Linked DNA regions of Homo sapiens: region 2 is linked to region 1. A link is an interaction called in ENCODE POLR2A ChIA-PET data of the cell type or tissue named here. Cell type or tissue: MCF 10A. All regions are shown on one strand.

Region 1 (8,000 bases):
TTTTTATTTTACTTGTAAGAGAATCCTCTCCTTAGGTAATGGGCTACTTTTCACCAAACATGTGGACTTTTCTCCTTGTAGTCTTCATCCCTGCTACATAAAGGGTGGAATACAACTCCTGCTATTGTAGTGTGTTGTTTCATTAGCATTGCACTTTTGGAATACTGCTATTTGGGAACTACTTTCATGCCATTTCATTGCTCAAGAAAGATCCTGGTTAAATTTCCAAATTTAGAGATAGTCCTTATGCTTTCATCACTTTGTAGTTTAATTCTAGACAGAAAACCCACAGCTCTGAAGATAAGCATGCTACCTGAATAACCAGGCTGCCTGAAATCCTGCCTAACCCTGGAAGCATTGCAGTTGCATGAGTACAAAAGGAGGGAATTCCCCTGAAGGCAAAAATGAAGTCTGTCTGGTCCTGCTGAATACCTATGTCTGGCCCAGCACCTGGCACATAGTGCATGCTCAATAAATATTTGTTCAGTGAAGGAGAACAAACAGCAAATGCAATTTAATAACTCTCCCCAGTCCTTGAAAATGTTCCTGTCTGCATCACATTCTGACACAGCTGGTATCTAATGGACAGCCATTAGGTACAAGGGCTCCATGTTTCACATTTGCCAATTCATCGAATCCTTCTAGCCATCCTGTGGTATTGCTTAAAAAATCAAATCTAACAATTACAGTTTTCTCACCAGACTTGAGTAGAATATGCTTGCTAAACTTGTCCCAAACTTTTCCTGTAGTGTCAGGTTTTACCTACAAAAATTCAAGGCAGGCTGGGGCAAAATTTCTTTAGCAGCCTGGAAGCTCAACACATTTCCCTGTTACAGCGTAACAACAGAGTAGTTCTCTGGGGCGTTATCTGCTTTTAAAGTTAAAAAATATTGTAAAAGTATCAATATGCTTTGCCAAACATTCAAACCATACAGAAGCATATTTAAGCAAATACGTTACATGCCTGGTCTCTTCTCTCTTCCCCAGACCTTTCTCTGTGAACTTCATTCACCATAGGTGGCTACCACAGCCACCCATCACCTTCAGATGCTTCCCTGAACTCCTTCTGGGCCTTTCCCTAAGAGCATAGTATTCACATTGCTTTGCAACCTTGGTTTTTTAATTTAACCATATGTTGTGGACATCTTCCAGGTCAGTACATTTGATTTAACTCATTCTTTTTATCGGCTGCCAAGCAGTGATGAGCTGCCAGTACCTAACATTTGTTGAATGTGTCTATGTACCAAGTACCAGGTGTCATTTTTATTTTATTCTCACAAAAACCATATGAGATAGGTACTTTTTTCTATCCTATTTTTGTATGAGGAAACTGAGGGTTTTAAAAAATTATAATCCACTTAACTAGTCCCTATTAAGGCATAGTTAATTGAATATATATTTATACACACATACACACATCTGTAGGGTAAGTCCTGGATTCATTCATCCCACACTGATTTTTGAGAGCCCACTATGTGCCAAGAAATGTGGTAGGCACTAGGAATGCTGTGTTGAAGACAATATAGATCCTGCTTCAGTGGCGCTTATACAGTAGTGCCTAGACAGGCAAGAGTCATGACATCAGGTGGTGACGTAAGCTAAGAACAATAAGACAGTGGAGGGAATGGAGAGTGACAGAGTTACTATTCCAGAGTGTGTGGTCAGGAAAGACTTCTCTGGTGAGAGACTTGATGAAGCAAGGGAGAGAACATTCTGGAACAGGAAATCAAAGATGGAAATGTGGCAGGTTCAAGGACAGAAGAGCATATCAAGGATAACTCCAGGGTTCCGGGACTTCACTAATATGCTGAGTGGCAGGGCCATTTACTAAGAGGGGATGGGGAGCAGGAGCAGTTTTGAGAAGGTAGGGGAAAGGAAAAAGAATTCCATCGTGGACTGATGTTTGCTGTGTTTATTACACATCCAAAGGGAGGTGTTCAGAAAGGAGCCTGGGGTGCAGAGGAGAGGTCAGGGCTGGAGACTTAATTTGGCCACTGTCAGTCTATGAGACATGTTGAAAGATACAGGACTGACTGAGTGCACCTGAGTGAGGGAGGCAGAGAAGACCAGAATTTCTAAGTCAAGGAAATGCAAACATATTCCTAAATGTTGTCAAATTGTTCTTGAAAAAGTTTTGCCAACTTATACTTACCAATACCCCAGGAGAAGGCTGACTCCATACCCAGGGGTGAAAAATAAACTATTGTTTCCATTTAAATTTGTATTTATTTACTATGAATTAAATTGAGCACATTTCCAATGTTTCATTGGCCCTTTGCTCCATTTTATCCTGTGATATGCCTCTTCATGCCGTTTGCCCATCTGATCAATTGATAAGAATATTGATTTACAGGATTTATTGATCTATACATTTATTGATTTATAAGAGCTCTTAGAATATTTATATTTAAGAACATTAATTCTTTGTCATATGTTTTACAGCTTTTTATTTTTTCTTCTGATTTTCAAAGTGCTTTTTGAAGTTCAGATGATTAAAAGTTTTATGTAGTCAAGTCTAATAATATCTTTTCCTTTTAAAGCTTCTGAGTTCAATACTTAGAGCGGTCTTTTAAAATCTAAGACGGCAATAGGATTCCCCAGGTTTTCTTGTAATTAAAAGTTTCCAGTGTGTCTGATTTCTCTTATTTTCACTGCAGAATTACTCAGCAAAGGAATCCATGGAACTAATTTCTTTTTAGGCTCATTTGGCAACAGTTTGCTGCTGGTGAAGCAGGAGGAGGTTAAATAGCAGCTGCCAAGCTTTTGGTTGTGCCCAGAGCCCAGCACACGATAGGTGCTTAACATATCTTTACTGAAGGAATGCTTTGCTGGCTTTTGTTTTAACATGGGTAAAACTCTTCATAGTTGCCAAGTACTTCCCTGATGTTATCTCTTCCGAAGCTCCAGCCTTTCCTGCAGTAGAAAAAGGGGCCGGGGAGGAGGCCAGGGTGACTTGGTCAGCACTGACCAGAGCTAGGGACGACAGCTTTATAGAGGAAACGCCTCGCAGACGCCACTGGGGCAGTTCCTCTTCACCTTTCTTGGATTTGGTGACTGGAGAATTTCAAATACACAATTGCAGTTTCTACTCTGGAGCTCGCTTTGAGGAAGGAGAAAGTGTTTGCTACTCTAAACGAAATATATTGTAGGCAAAATGCATTTTGTTTTGCAAGCAGGGAGCTAGTGTGTGTGTGTGTGTGTGTGTGTGTGTGTGTGTGTGTGTGTGTGTGGTGGGGGGGGGGGTCCCAGTTTCCAGTCCTTTTCTTGTCACTTTCTGCCATCTACTGGCCATAGCACAAAATACTCTGGAATGACTTCAATGATGCCTATGAAGAAAGAGGCTTTATTCCTGTACGTTCTCAACCTGAAATGTAATTTCCCAGATAAATTTTGCCATAATTCACCAGGATCCAACATTTATTTTTTTCAAAATAACAGTTCTGTGAAGGGACTGAATTATTTGAGCAATGACTTTATTATTTTTGTTCCTTTGTCTGAGAAGCAGTATTTGAACTCTGACCACCTGAGTTTAAATATTGGCTGTATAATTTATTGTCTGTGTGACCTTCAGCAAGAAACTCAACCCCTCAGTGCCTTATTCTCCTCATTTGCAATGTGGATTTGATACTAGATCTTGCCTCTTAGGGTTTTGCTTAGATTACGTTGAGTTCTCAAATATAAAGCATATAGTATCTTGCACTGCAAGAGTACTCCATAAATGTTATCTGTTATTTGCTTGAAATCTATGTGAGTTTAGGTAGGCATTACTCTGGGACATAGAGAATTCCATAAATTAGGTATTTATAACCTATGCCCAATATTTGTGTACCAATTTTGTTTCCAAACTGCTTGCATTTTAACTCTGGAAATTCAGCCCAAAAACAGCAGCCTCTGTTCTGGAGCCCTCTTTATTACCTCCTGCTGGAATAATCCATATTACCTCTGAGCTCCCATAGCCCAGTATCTGGTCCTCTCTTGGACTGACGATTTCACCTTGGAATGTGAACTTGTCTCGCCTTGTACATTGCCTGGGTCCCTGAGGGTAAGACGCAGTCTGATTCATCATTATCTCTCACAGTCTCCCTTACACTATGTTATTCAGCAACTACTCAACAAATATTTGTTGAAAAGCCGAATGAATAATCTCATTTGATTCTCCCAGGAATCCTGAGTCAGGTACAGCAGATATGAATTGTGCACACTGAATAGATGAGGAATTGTGAGACTTGCCCCAGATGAGATGGAATGGGGCTAGAATTCAAGGCTGGGGAGAGTCTGTGACATGCCAAGAATGTGCATGAAAGAGAATCAAGGGAGCAACATAGAGGAAAAGGCTCATCCCCAGCCCGTATGCAATGGAGCTACACACTGAAGAATAATTTTGGTGGGGCTAGGAGGAAGGGTTTCGTGTCTGAAGCTGATCTTCTGGCTGTCATGCCTCATCCAAGTCCCACGGAACTGCATTTTCATAGTCCAGTGCCAACTTCCACATTTCCACTGTCTCATCAATGATTGTCAGTCTCATGACTAATGCTTTGGGACTAGATGTCAAAATATTTATTTCTCAAAATCACTTATGATTGTCAAGGGGCCACAGAACCCCTTCAGAATATCCCTGTTACTTATGATTAGGTACAAAGATCCTAGCTTTACTGGGAGTCAGGGACCATGAAGATGTCTCTATTCTATTATTCTCTATTACATTTTCATCCTTTGCTTCCACAGACGAAGGCCAAGTGAGTCTCTCCTGATGATGTTCAACCTTCATTCAACAAGTTGAATAATTACAACAAGCCATAATTACTGTTGTACATGTGTACAACAAGTGCCTATGGAGCACCTGCTAGGGGCCATGTTATGCTGGGTGCACAGGGAAGATGTGGTCCTTGTCCTCTTGCTTACAACCAGGAGGAAAGCCAATTGCACATATGAGCCATTGATATCAGTCAGCCTGGAGAGTTTGATTTTAACTGGATAACTCAATCTAAACATTTTTTTTTAAGTAGAACTCTTTGGGTGATTTCAGACATACAGAGGCTGACTGGCCAAGGAATCTATTCCTCTTTCTAATATTAGAAAGGAATATATTCTTAGGAATCTATTCTTCTATCTAATATTTATTGTCTTTAGGCTCACTTTTGCATTCTTTCGTAAAAGGTGGCCAAGTATCAAGAAAAGGCAACCCTTTCCCACACCTGCAGCTACTAGCTGGTCATCACCCCAAAGAGAAGGCCTCTAGCTGAGAATAAAAGTGGTACATCTTTACAGTCTAACAGATACCCTTCCCTTGTGTCAGAAACCATATCTCAGATTTGTAGGGAGGTGAGACTACATAGCTAGGAGATATTATGGATCCTAGTGAAACATTCTAACCCCAGTAGTAGGGGTAGCACATGACAGTGTTAGGACCTGATGAGACATTATTGTCCCTCTGGAACCTGGGGCTGCTGGAGAAATTGGCCTGTATCCCCCAAGGACACCTTAGCTGTGGAGGTTACATGGGGTTCTCAGCCCAGCCAACAGACACTGTACATGTCAGCAGTGGTGTGATGCCAGCTCTTGGGTGTGGCAGATGGGACAAAGAAAGTGGAGGGTTTTCTCCTCTGTCCAGCTCTCTTAAGTAACTAAACTTTGGCCCCCAATTCCCCGACCCCCACTGCTGATTTTCTGTAGCCCATCCAAGCAAATGAGATCAGAGAACCAAACCAGACCAGAAATGTGATATCTTTTTCCTCCCTATTCCTCATCTACCAGAGCTCTATGATTTTCACCAGTCTAGCCAGGAGAGAGAGCTCTGAATGAAGAGTAACTGAGACAATAATATTCAAGTATCCTAGACCATGCTAAATCTCTAGAGCTGGGTAATGTAAGTGTTTGGCTTTCAGCAGAGCAAAGTGGAAAAATGTGAGGCAGACAGAAGGTGTTTGAATCTCCCACTGTTAGCTTGGTAGCCACAGGCAAGTCATTCACCTTTGCATTTGTTTCCTCATTCGAAAAATGGAAATGCTAATATATCCCTTTCAGATCCATTATAAGGATTAAAAATGTATAAAGCATGGAGCATAATACAGCATCTATTATTATTGTGAAGAATATGTTGTCTTGCCCTCAAGAGACTTGTAGTGTAGTTTGGAGAACTAAGACCATCACAATAACAATCACAAGAATGTGGTCTGTAACAAACAAATGCCTGCGCAAGTCAGATAGAAATTGAAAGTAGGGAGAAAATTATCCCACCAATTCCACTACACCTGCTCAGTTTTGTCCAAATACATTTATTAAACATTTACCATGTAGCAGGCTATATTGTCATAGTTGTGTAATTTACAGGTTCAGGAGTAGTGCAATTTACAGGTTCAGAAAGACCTGGCTTTGAATCCTGTCTCTACCATTTACCAGAGGTATGACTTTGGCCATTACTTAAACTCTCTGGCTTTGGCCATTACTTAAACTCTGAGTTTATTACCGAGTGTCCTCATCTGTAGGATAGGGTTGTTAATAGTACCTGGCTCACAGGTTGCTGTGAGTAATAAATGAATTAATGTATATAATATATATTATATATATATACTGTAAGTAGTAAATATATAAGTATATAAGTATATATAATACTGAGTTATAAATGAATTAATATATGTAAAGGAAACAGCAAAGTCCCTGACACATTGTAAGTGCTCAATGAACAGTTGCTGCTATCATCATCGTCATCATCATTATCATCATCACCACCACCACCACCAGCACCACCAGTCCCTATGCTTAATGTCAGGGATTTTAAAAATGAATGATACATTTTCTGCCTTCAAGCACTTCACAGTTCAGTAGGTCCTCGTATTCCATTGAATCCCAGAAGCCTTTGGTAAGTGATCCAGGTGAACATAACCTATTTTTCTAGAACAGAAACAAATTTTGCTTAGGAAATTTGCAATATTTTGACCTAGAGCAGGGCATTGGCTTTTACCCAACGACGTCTGCTTTGGGAATGTGCTTCCCTAGAGCTCCCTGTGAAACTGAGATAGAGATTTGAGTCTTTCCTAGGCCTATTGGTTTTTACAAGAGTGAAATTTATCCTGTTCAGTCCTCATAATTATGCAAGTGAACAGACTTATTTATAGATCAGGAGTCTCAACTTACTGTATCCTTTTATATATATATATATATATTTATGCATAGCTGTGGCTTATATATTCCAGGGTATTCTAGAGTTCCCCAAAAATATGATTGAGCTGCAATTGTACTACATAAGATTAGGAAAGATTGTACTACATTTAATTAGGAAAGTAGCATTTTAGAATTAAAATGCATAAAAGTCATAAAGTGTGCTGCAGAAAAAGGATTTCCTAGTATCTGAACTCAGAATTGAGGATTTCACTCCTGGTTTATGGGGTTAGAGTGGTAGAATCACGAGAGCTTATTAAAGTCATTTAATCTAAGAATATTGAATGGTTACGTGTAACTCTGCTCAGAGGTGGGGGCTAGACCAATTGGTTTTAAAGTTTTTTTTGCTTTGCAGTGTTTAGCTCAGCTGATGGAAAGATGAAAAGAACACAGAACAGTTAAGTGGGAACTCCCACCAATCACAGGCTACATGGAATTCTCATAAGTTTTTCAAAGCTGTCCCCAAACTATCTATAACAAGTTAGCACCACTAAGGAGAAGGACATCTGTGTATTTTTAGACAGAAAAGTGCTGTCTCCTTGTCACTTTGTAGAAAACCCTTTTCTCTCTGCTTCCTCTCATTGGGCCTTCTGATATCTCAGAAGGGAAAGGAGCTACCTGGTAAATAAAGATAAGCTGTGCTTATTAGCAGAGATTTGCAAGGAAAGTGGCTGTTTAAAAAGGGATAAGGAGGTCATTGTGTTCCTCTGGCTCTAAAGCAGGGACTCATTTTCCCCAGCCAGGGCAGAGCAGCCACGAGGAGCTGAGCGAGTTGCTGGCCACCCCAGGGTGACCTATCGTTCACATGGAGGAAGCTGCACTCCCTTCGTCGCAGGAATCCT
Region 2 (8,000 bases), 100 kb before region 1:
TACTTTTCATACTGCTTTGATACTTAATGTTATGTCATCAGCATTTCCCAAGTTTAGACAGTCGTGAAACGTAACTTATAAAGGTTATGTAACCTTCCATCACATGGAGATGCCATAATTTATGTAACCAAACTCCCACTACTGGCCATTTATAGTATTTCCTTTTCCTCTTTCCTTTTCTTCTTCCCTTCCTCCTCTCCTTTCCTCCTTCCTTCTTTCTTTTCTGCCTTTGGCTTTTAAAAGAATCCTACAATAAACAATTTGTACGTAAATCTCTGTCCATGATTTCTGATTATATCCTTAGGACAGATTCCTGCAAACAGAGTTACTGGGCAAAGGGTACATTAGGTAATGCTTATTCTATTCTAAGACAAAACCATGGAGGTGTCCACTTCATCTCTTTTACACATCCGGAGACTGATGTAGCTTCTTGCTCCCATGGAGCAGAATTCTAATATTTCTCTACCTGGGAAGGTCACTTTAAACTAGATGCCCAGTTTGTAGAGGGCATCGCAAAGGCATATGAGAGAGAAATCCAATCTAGTAAGTCAGGCCAGGAAGAGCCACCCTCACGATAACAGGAAGGTTGTGTGTTCCCCGAGGCATGGCCACTGCACCCTTTGTTCTCTCGTCCTAACAATGCCCAAGGCTTGCCTTGCCAGTGGCCTAGTTTCCAAAGCTGTAATCACTTTCAAATTGCTCTTGCTTAGAAGCCTAAGATTTCCTTAGATCTGATTTTGGTAAACCTAGACTTCTCTAAACAAGATTTCTTAGCCACCATCAGGAAAGACTTCCACATCTAGACCCACTTGGGCTCCTCTCGGCAGTGACTGTCCTTCCTCGGGCCATCACAAAGGGCCCTCCTATCAGTGCAGCCTTGGTTAGAGTGAAAAAACACTACAGATAGAACAGAAGGTTTAAGAGAGTAAAAGTAAAATTTAATGTAGGAACTTCAAATGGTCTTTTCTTTGCAAAGAGCTTAAAGTATGCCAGAGTACCAGGGCACTGACAACTCCTTTGTTTTCATGAACTCTTTGTGAGGCAGAGGCAGAGGCGAATTTCCTACACTCCACCCATCAATGAGGGCCAGCAGAGGGGACCTTGATCTGCTCAAGGTCACTGAGCAAGGCTATGGCAACACACGGTCCAATTGGCTCAGAGCTTCGTTGTCAGGAAGATGCCATCATTCTATTTGCATTCATCTTCACTGAGTGCTTGCTAGGGAGAGGGCCTTGGAGAGGGAAAGGCCAGACTGAGTGTTACCTGCTGCCAGCGTCCTTACCTGTGCAAAGAGTACTACGAGGCTATCATTGTCAGGGAATCCGAGATGCTTGGAGTAAAAGTGATGGAGAGCAGCTATGTCACTCTGAATCAAATCCTTCTTCTCATTGTCTAACTTATCCAGATCTGTGGATAAATAATCCATTATTCACCCAGTAGAAAGCGTGGGATTTCTAGCTACATCCTATTTTTGCTGTAAATGATACAGAGGAAAGGAACGGGCGAAAAAAAAAAAACCCAAAACTAACATGTTGAACCCCCAGAGAACATTCTTCCCCATTACTTGGTTTAACTGACAAACCCTAAGGAAAGAAAGCAAGCCATTTCTTCCTTCTCTCCCTCTGATGACTAGAAGTCACTTGGGACGTGAGATTTCGACTGACTGTTAGCAATGAGGTCAGGGATGGGTAGCAATGACTCATAACCAGCCTCAGCCTAGTCAAGGGCCCCCCAATTGGCCCGGGAATCTGGGCCGTGGTCAAACAACTGGACAACCCCTGATTTCACGGCTTTCAGTAAGAACATCAGCTATTTAGAGGACGCAATTCAGCAAAGATCCAAAAGTATTCAGCATGCCAAGAGGGCCAGCAGGAGGTAGCTCAGGGTGCAATAATTCATTTTGGGAGCTCCTACCTCCTTTAATTATTTCCTAACAATCCTGTCAACTCAGAAGAAAAAAGCTAAAAGTGCTTTTCGAAACAGCACAAGAGTAAAAATAAAAACTAGTAATCAAAGAAATCACTACTCCTCTGAGCACAAACTAGCCCGTCCTCGCTTCAATCCTGCCCAACCCATGTGAAATCTGTGGCTGAGAGAACTGCGCGGCTGGTCACAGAAAGACTTACGTGATTCAAACTCCTTCACAGCTAACAATTTTTCCGAAGGTGTTCTCTCTGGGTGGATTTTCTAGCAATTGGGGAAGAAATCACACAGATACAGATTTTTTAACAACCAGTGTAATAAAGTGGCACTTTCACTTTTACATCAACATAAAGAAAAAGTAACAATTCTTAAGGAAGTAAAACAAGCTACTCAAGGACTCCACCACTAGGGCTCTCCACCAGCCAAATCCAAAGACTCTTCTAAAGCGCTTTTTTAAATGTCTACCGTGTACCTAACACCCTGATAATACTATGCACACAGTAGGCTCAGAAATACCTGTTACGGGAAAGAACAGGGCCGGAAAACAACTTTTTAGGGTCCTTACTTAAAAGGACTGGGTCTACAGACAAACCATCCTATTTATTATTTCTCCTTCTAAAAAGGAACAAAATCAAACCCCCCATCCATTTTACACTTTCTTTAAGCATAGGCTAAAATGATCTCAAATTCTGTGTTTCAAAAAGAACACTTTTGGTTGTATCTGTGAGCCCAGATTCACTTTAAACGCGTTGCTGGCTTTGTTCTAGACACCCCAAGAGGAGCTAACAATAGTAAACCCGCTAGGCTTTGAGAACATGAATAAACTTGGTGTTGACAAGAGTTCAAAGGCAGAGCTCAGGAGCTGGCCCAAGGCCATGTCTTTGTAATGTGGCTATTCAATTTGGGGATACAGGTGGTCTAGCAGGGCACGCTCACCTCCCTAGTTAACATGTTAAGCCTCCCCTTGGTAGTTTGGTAGCCTGTCTCCCCTAATCCTTTGCAAGCTACTAGAATACAAATGGTCTGTTTTTTTAATCATCAAGTCCTATAGAGATGAAAAGATGGGCAGGTAACTTTCATTTAATACACTATTAGTAGTAGTAGTAATTATAATAAAACTTGAATGAAGCTTGTATAAACTCATCTTTGCATTCAGACTACCCTCCTGGTGCCGAAATATTTCAATAGTTCTTTTTTGGAGCAGAAATCTTCCATTCACGGGATGCATTTTTATAAGATTTATAAGTCATCTCGCTTGGGAAAGCTTTTCATTCAGGAAAGTCTACCAGCCTCTTCTGAATTCTTAACATATCACTATAAATATCATCAATAATTCAGGGGAACAAAATAATAAAACACCAGCTTGGCCACCCAATCCTCCCAAGATGTGCGGAGATCCCATCTGATGACTTACTGACTCTGATACCTCACACCCAGTCATCCTATTCCCTCTGACTTATTCAGCCCAAATACTCTGCATAAATTTAAAAATAACTGTTATTAAGGATCCGAAAGTTAACCTCCTGCAGGGAAACAATTCTGATGTTTTGGTCTCACTCTACAGGCAACCCATGAATGGCCTTTGTTACTCTCGGCTGGCTGGCGAGGTAGCATTTCGGCAAGCACCTGACCCAAGCTGAACATAGCTGAAGGATGACCTCAGAGTTTTGAAATGTTCTACTTCTGTTTACACAGCCCAGGATCCTAACTTGGTCTGGGGACAGATACATGCTAATCATTTCCATCACATTTGGCTTAGATTAAAAAATAGAAAAATTTTAAGGGTGGAGGAGGGCTGGTAGGTATACAGGAGAAGTGGATGAAATTTCAGTTTGTTTTTTTTTTTCATTTTTAGAGACAGAGTCTCATTTACTTTGTTGCTCAGGCTGGATGGAGTATGGTGGCACAATCACAGCTCACTGCAGCCTTGAAGTTCCGGGTTCCAGTAATTCTCCTGCCTCAGCCTCCAGAATAGCTGGGACCACAGGTGTATACCACCACACCTGGGAAATTTTTTTAATTTTTAAAATTTATTATAGAGAATGGGTCTCACTTTGTTGCCAAGGCTGGTCTCGAACTCCTGGATTCAAACAATCCTTCTGCCTTGGCCTCCCAAAGTGCTAAGATTACAGGTATGAGCCACTATGCCCAGCCAAAATTTCAGCTTTAAAAGATTTATAGTCCAGAGGCCCTGCCACCAACTTCTCTGACAGCACTGAGGAGCAAGACCTCCACAGCCTGGACATATGCCTTCTAAGCCCCACACTGCCTATTTCATTGGATCACAAGGACAAGTTCTATGGCATTTTCCTGTCCTCTTTTTAGTTTGGCCCTTCGAAGATTAGGTGTCTAATTATTATGCAATCAGCAAGAATGAACCAGACCAGGCGGAGAACAGTCAGTACGGTGGCTAAAGCAATTTCATCTTGGATGCTGATATACCATGTTGATTTCTGGTTAACTCCTGCTCTGGGAATGCTTCTAAGATTTCTACTTTGTCTATGGCTACCTTAAATCCTGCCTTAGGTCAATACAATCTTGAGCACAAATCTTGCTCTCAGGCAGATTTGCATAGCATCCTTGCCTTTCCTTGTAACTGCTGTACACATTTCTTCCCTATGGTATATAAGCCCTGGCTCTGGTGGGTAATGGTGCAGGGATCCACCATCTTGTCTTGCTGCCGCCCAAGACATAGACATGGCTTCAGTTCATAAGTCCTAGTAAATGTTTCTAATAAACTGGATTTGTCAGCTTCTTTCTTCTGTCTCTCAGCTTCCTCACTCTTTGAGCGTAAGTTTGCATAGTCCTGCCCACCACAGAATAGTCAGAGTTGGCATCACTTCTGGAGAAAGCCATTGATGACTATCATCTGTTTCCATCAAGGGCACCTCTTTCTTTCCTTCTTCTTCACTTTTTTTTTTTAACTCTCTTCCCCTCTCCCTTGCCTCTATTTCTACTTTTCCACTCTTTCTCTTCTTTGCACATGTCATAGTCAAGGCTGTTCCATCCAATTCTTTGCCTGCCTATGCACAGGCAAGAAAGGAGCCAAGAAAGAGCAGAATATTACACAGGAAAGGGGAACAGAGTACACTCTTTATGTCAGAATGGAAAGAGAGGAAAATCTCAAAGCTGCTCAGACCAATCTGGTTCCCTAGGAAGCTCTAATTATTTGAGGTCAGGCTTTTCATGTCACGTATTTCCATGTAAACCTGTCATGAAAACAGCTCAGAATTTCAGAGCTGTGGCTATGCTCCTGGTCTAGGGTAAGCAACATCCTAATTGCACAGGGCACACAACTAACTAGATTATGCCTGGAGTATTTTCCCCACCCCTGTCCATATGGATATGATAGGAAATGTAGTCTAAGGATGTTTAACGAGAGATGGTTACCAAAGGTCAGTTACTCATCTTTCTGACCTTTAAAAGAAAAACAAAATAAAATGCACTTGAACATTGTCCCATTTCCTCACCTGTTTGGCCAGAATCCTTGCTGTTAGTCTTACAGTCTCCGAGGGATTCCAGTTTTCCCCAAAAACAACCATGGGAGAACATTCCAGCTTGTGCATGGGCCAATCTTCTTTCTGGGAAGATTGAAAAAAACATTATTAAAAAATAGCACATACACTGGAATAAAGTGTGAGAGGAGAGGATGCAGTGAGTCCCCCTAGTTAAGGTCAAGTAAAATATGTTTCCTTTTGGAAAACACGAGGATGCTCACAAAAGCTAGAGATAAAAACATCCTTTAAGATAGGCAGGATTGTATGACCTTCACTCAGGCCTGGGTCAAGCTTGTTGGGATGAGAAGATCTACTTTGTGTTTTTTCCTCAAGCACCTCATGGCTTTCTGCAGCCCCTCATTATTCTAAACAACACATACATCTTTCCATCATCTGTGCAAGCTGTCAAATTGCAGAGGGAGCAATTTGAGTATCAGCCATTGATTTGGCTTTGTTGCCTCACAGTTCCGCTCTGGCTTTGTTCTCACGTCAGGGCAAATAATGGAGAGTTGACTTACACAGCAATGAGTCCCTTTTACAGGCGACTTTTTAAAAAGCACAAATGAGGGTTTCATGAAGGGCAACCACTGGAAAGATTTAGGAATAGTTAGGACTTCCCAAAGATGCACTGGATAAAACAGTAGTATTCTTTCTTTCCTTTTTTTTTTTTGAGACAGAGTCTCGCTCTGTTGCCAGGCTGCAGTGCAGTGGCGCGATCTCGACTCACTGCAACCTCTGCCTCCCGGGTTCAAGTGATTCTCCTGCCTCAGCCTCCTGAGTAGCTGAGATTACAGGTGTGTGCCACTACGCCCGGCTAATTTTTGTATTTTTAGTAGAGACGGGGTTTCAAGATGTTGGCCAGGATAGTCTTGATCTCTTAACCTCATGATCCACCTGCTTCGGCCTCCCAAAGTGCAGGGATTACAGGCGTGAGCCACCGTGCCTGGCCTAACAGTAGTATTCTTTCTATCATACGCCCTGAAGTTTCCCTGCCCCGGGTAGAGGGATGAAGGATATTTGCTGCTGGAAGGGTGGAGGCGCCATCACTTGAGATGGGGAAGGCATTGAGAGAAGGACACCATGGTGTTTTGGAGGCTGAGGGAAGCAAGTACTTTGAGGACTAGGGAGTAAATGATGATGCCAGTGCTGGAGATAGGCTTAGTGTGAGAGGACGGAGAATGTGATTTGGAATCATGGAAGCTTGATGATTTTCATAAAAACAAGTTTTGGTGGGATGATGGGGTAAGAAATGACAGGGAGCAGATTCAAGAAAAAATGAAAGGAGACACAGCTTAGAGTAGTGAAAAGTTGCGGGGGACTTTTTTTTTTTTTTAGATGGGAAATATCAGAGCACGTTGTATACTGATGGAAGCCCTTACACACTGTCTCTTTCACGATGGAATTGGGTACTGTCCTGCTCTGTCCTTGGCCTTCCCTAGCTCAGAAAATGGCCATAAATGCTCAGGGCAGGGAGGCTGACATGGGCGGATCACCCGAGGTCAGGAGTTTATGATTGGCCTGGCCAACGTGATAAAACCCCATCTCTACTAAAAATAAAAAAATTAGCCAAGTGTGGTGGCATGTGCCTGCAGTCCCAGCTACTCAGGAGGCTGAGGCAGGAGAATCGCTTGAACCCAGGAGGCAGAGGTTGCAGTGAGCCGAGAGTGCACCGCTACACTCCAGCCTGGGCAACAGTGTGAGATTCTGTCTCAAAAATAAAAATAAATGCTCAGGCCAGAAAGCTAGAGTCATCCTTGACGCTGCTCTCTCACTCACACTCCACATTCAGTCAGTTCTGGCAAATCCTCTGTCTCTGCCTGGAATCTGATCACTTCTTAGCTCCACAACCTTTCTACCCGGCTGCAGCCCCAACATCTCTCATGACTAATGTCCTGCCACTGCCTTCTAACTGGATGCCCGCTTCTGTCCTTGCTCCCATGGACTAGGTTCCAGAGAGCAGCCTGAGGGATTCTGTTGACAAAACTCGGATCAGGCCAGTCCTCAGCTCAAAACCTAATGGCTTTTCTCATCCAGGCAAAAGGCCAAGCGCTAAAGGTGACCTAGGAGGCCACACGTGATGGGAGCGTCCCTGCACCACCCCAGCCCATCATCCCCCACCGTACTCTCACCTGCCTCACTGCACTTAGCCACAGAAGTGTCCTGGCTGCGCCTGGAGCCATGTACCTGCCTCAAGGCCCTTCGCACTTGCTCTGTTTTGTGGCTAGCACTCTCCTCCCCTGGATATCCATGTGACTCCCTCCCTCCTCTCCAGCCGCTGCTGGAATGTCACCTTCTCAAGATACCTGCCACAATCACCCTGTCAGAAAGAGCACTTCCCCATCATTCTTCCTTTCCTTGCTTTCTGCTGCTTCTTAGTACTTCTCACCACCTGAGCATATTATATATTTATTAGTTGTTTGGTTTAGTATCTGTCTCTCCCCAGGAAAATAAAGAAATTTTGTTTTGTTCATAGCTGTAACCCCAGAACTGACAACAGTGCCTGGCATTTAGTAGGCACTCAATATAGTTGTTGAAGGAATGAAGATATCTCCCTACCCGCTTCCCTCCACACTGATCCCC

What was found. ChIA-PET counts read pairs that join two places held together with the same protein. Peaks named below come from ENCODE experiments on the same cell type or tissue, not always from the same donor. Only the 100,000 strongest peaks of a DNase experiment are listed, where the experiment ranks them.
Region 2: POLR2A ChIA-PET joins it to region 1 with 10 read pairs; 8 of 35 experiments call an interaction of 5 or more read pairs at or near these places.

Annotation. Positions count from the first base shown.
Region 1 is chr1:214,209,402-214,217,401 of GRCh38, reverse strand. No RefSeq gene overlaps it. Among named protein-coding and RNA genes, the nearest start is that of SMYD2, 68 kb to the left of the region's middle. In MCF 10A, CTCF peaks have their summits at 3,303 (motif pointing left) and 3,868; DNase peaks (open chromatin) are centred at 3,271 and 4,031.
Region 2 is chr1:214,312,266-214,320,265 of GRCh38, reverse strand. It overlaps SMYD2 (SET and MYND domain containing 2), which reads right to left. Exons shown (of 12, transcript NM_020197.3): 3 at 5,394-5,504; 4 at 2,127-2,187; 5 at 1,283-1,407. Among named protein-coding and RNA genes, the nearest start is that of SMYD2, 35 kb to the right of the region's middle. RefSeq lists enhancers at 2,253-2,756, 2,757-3,260, 3,261-3,764. In MCF 10A, a CTCF peak has its summit at 153; no DNase peak of the experiment used is centred here.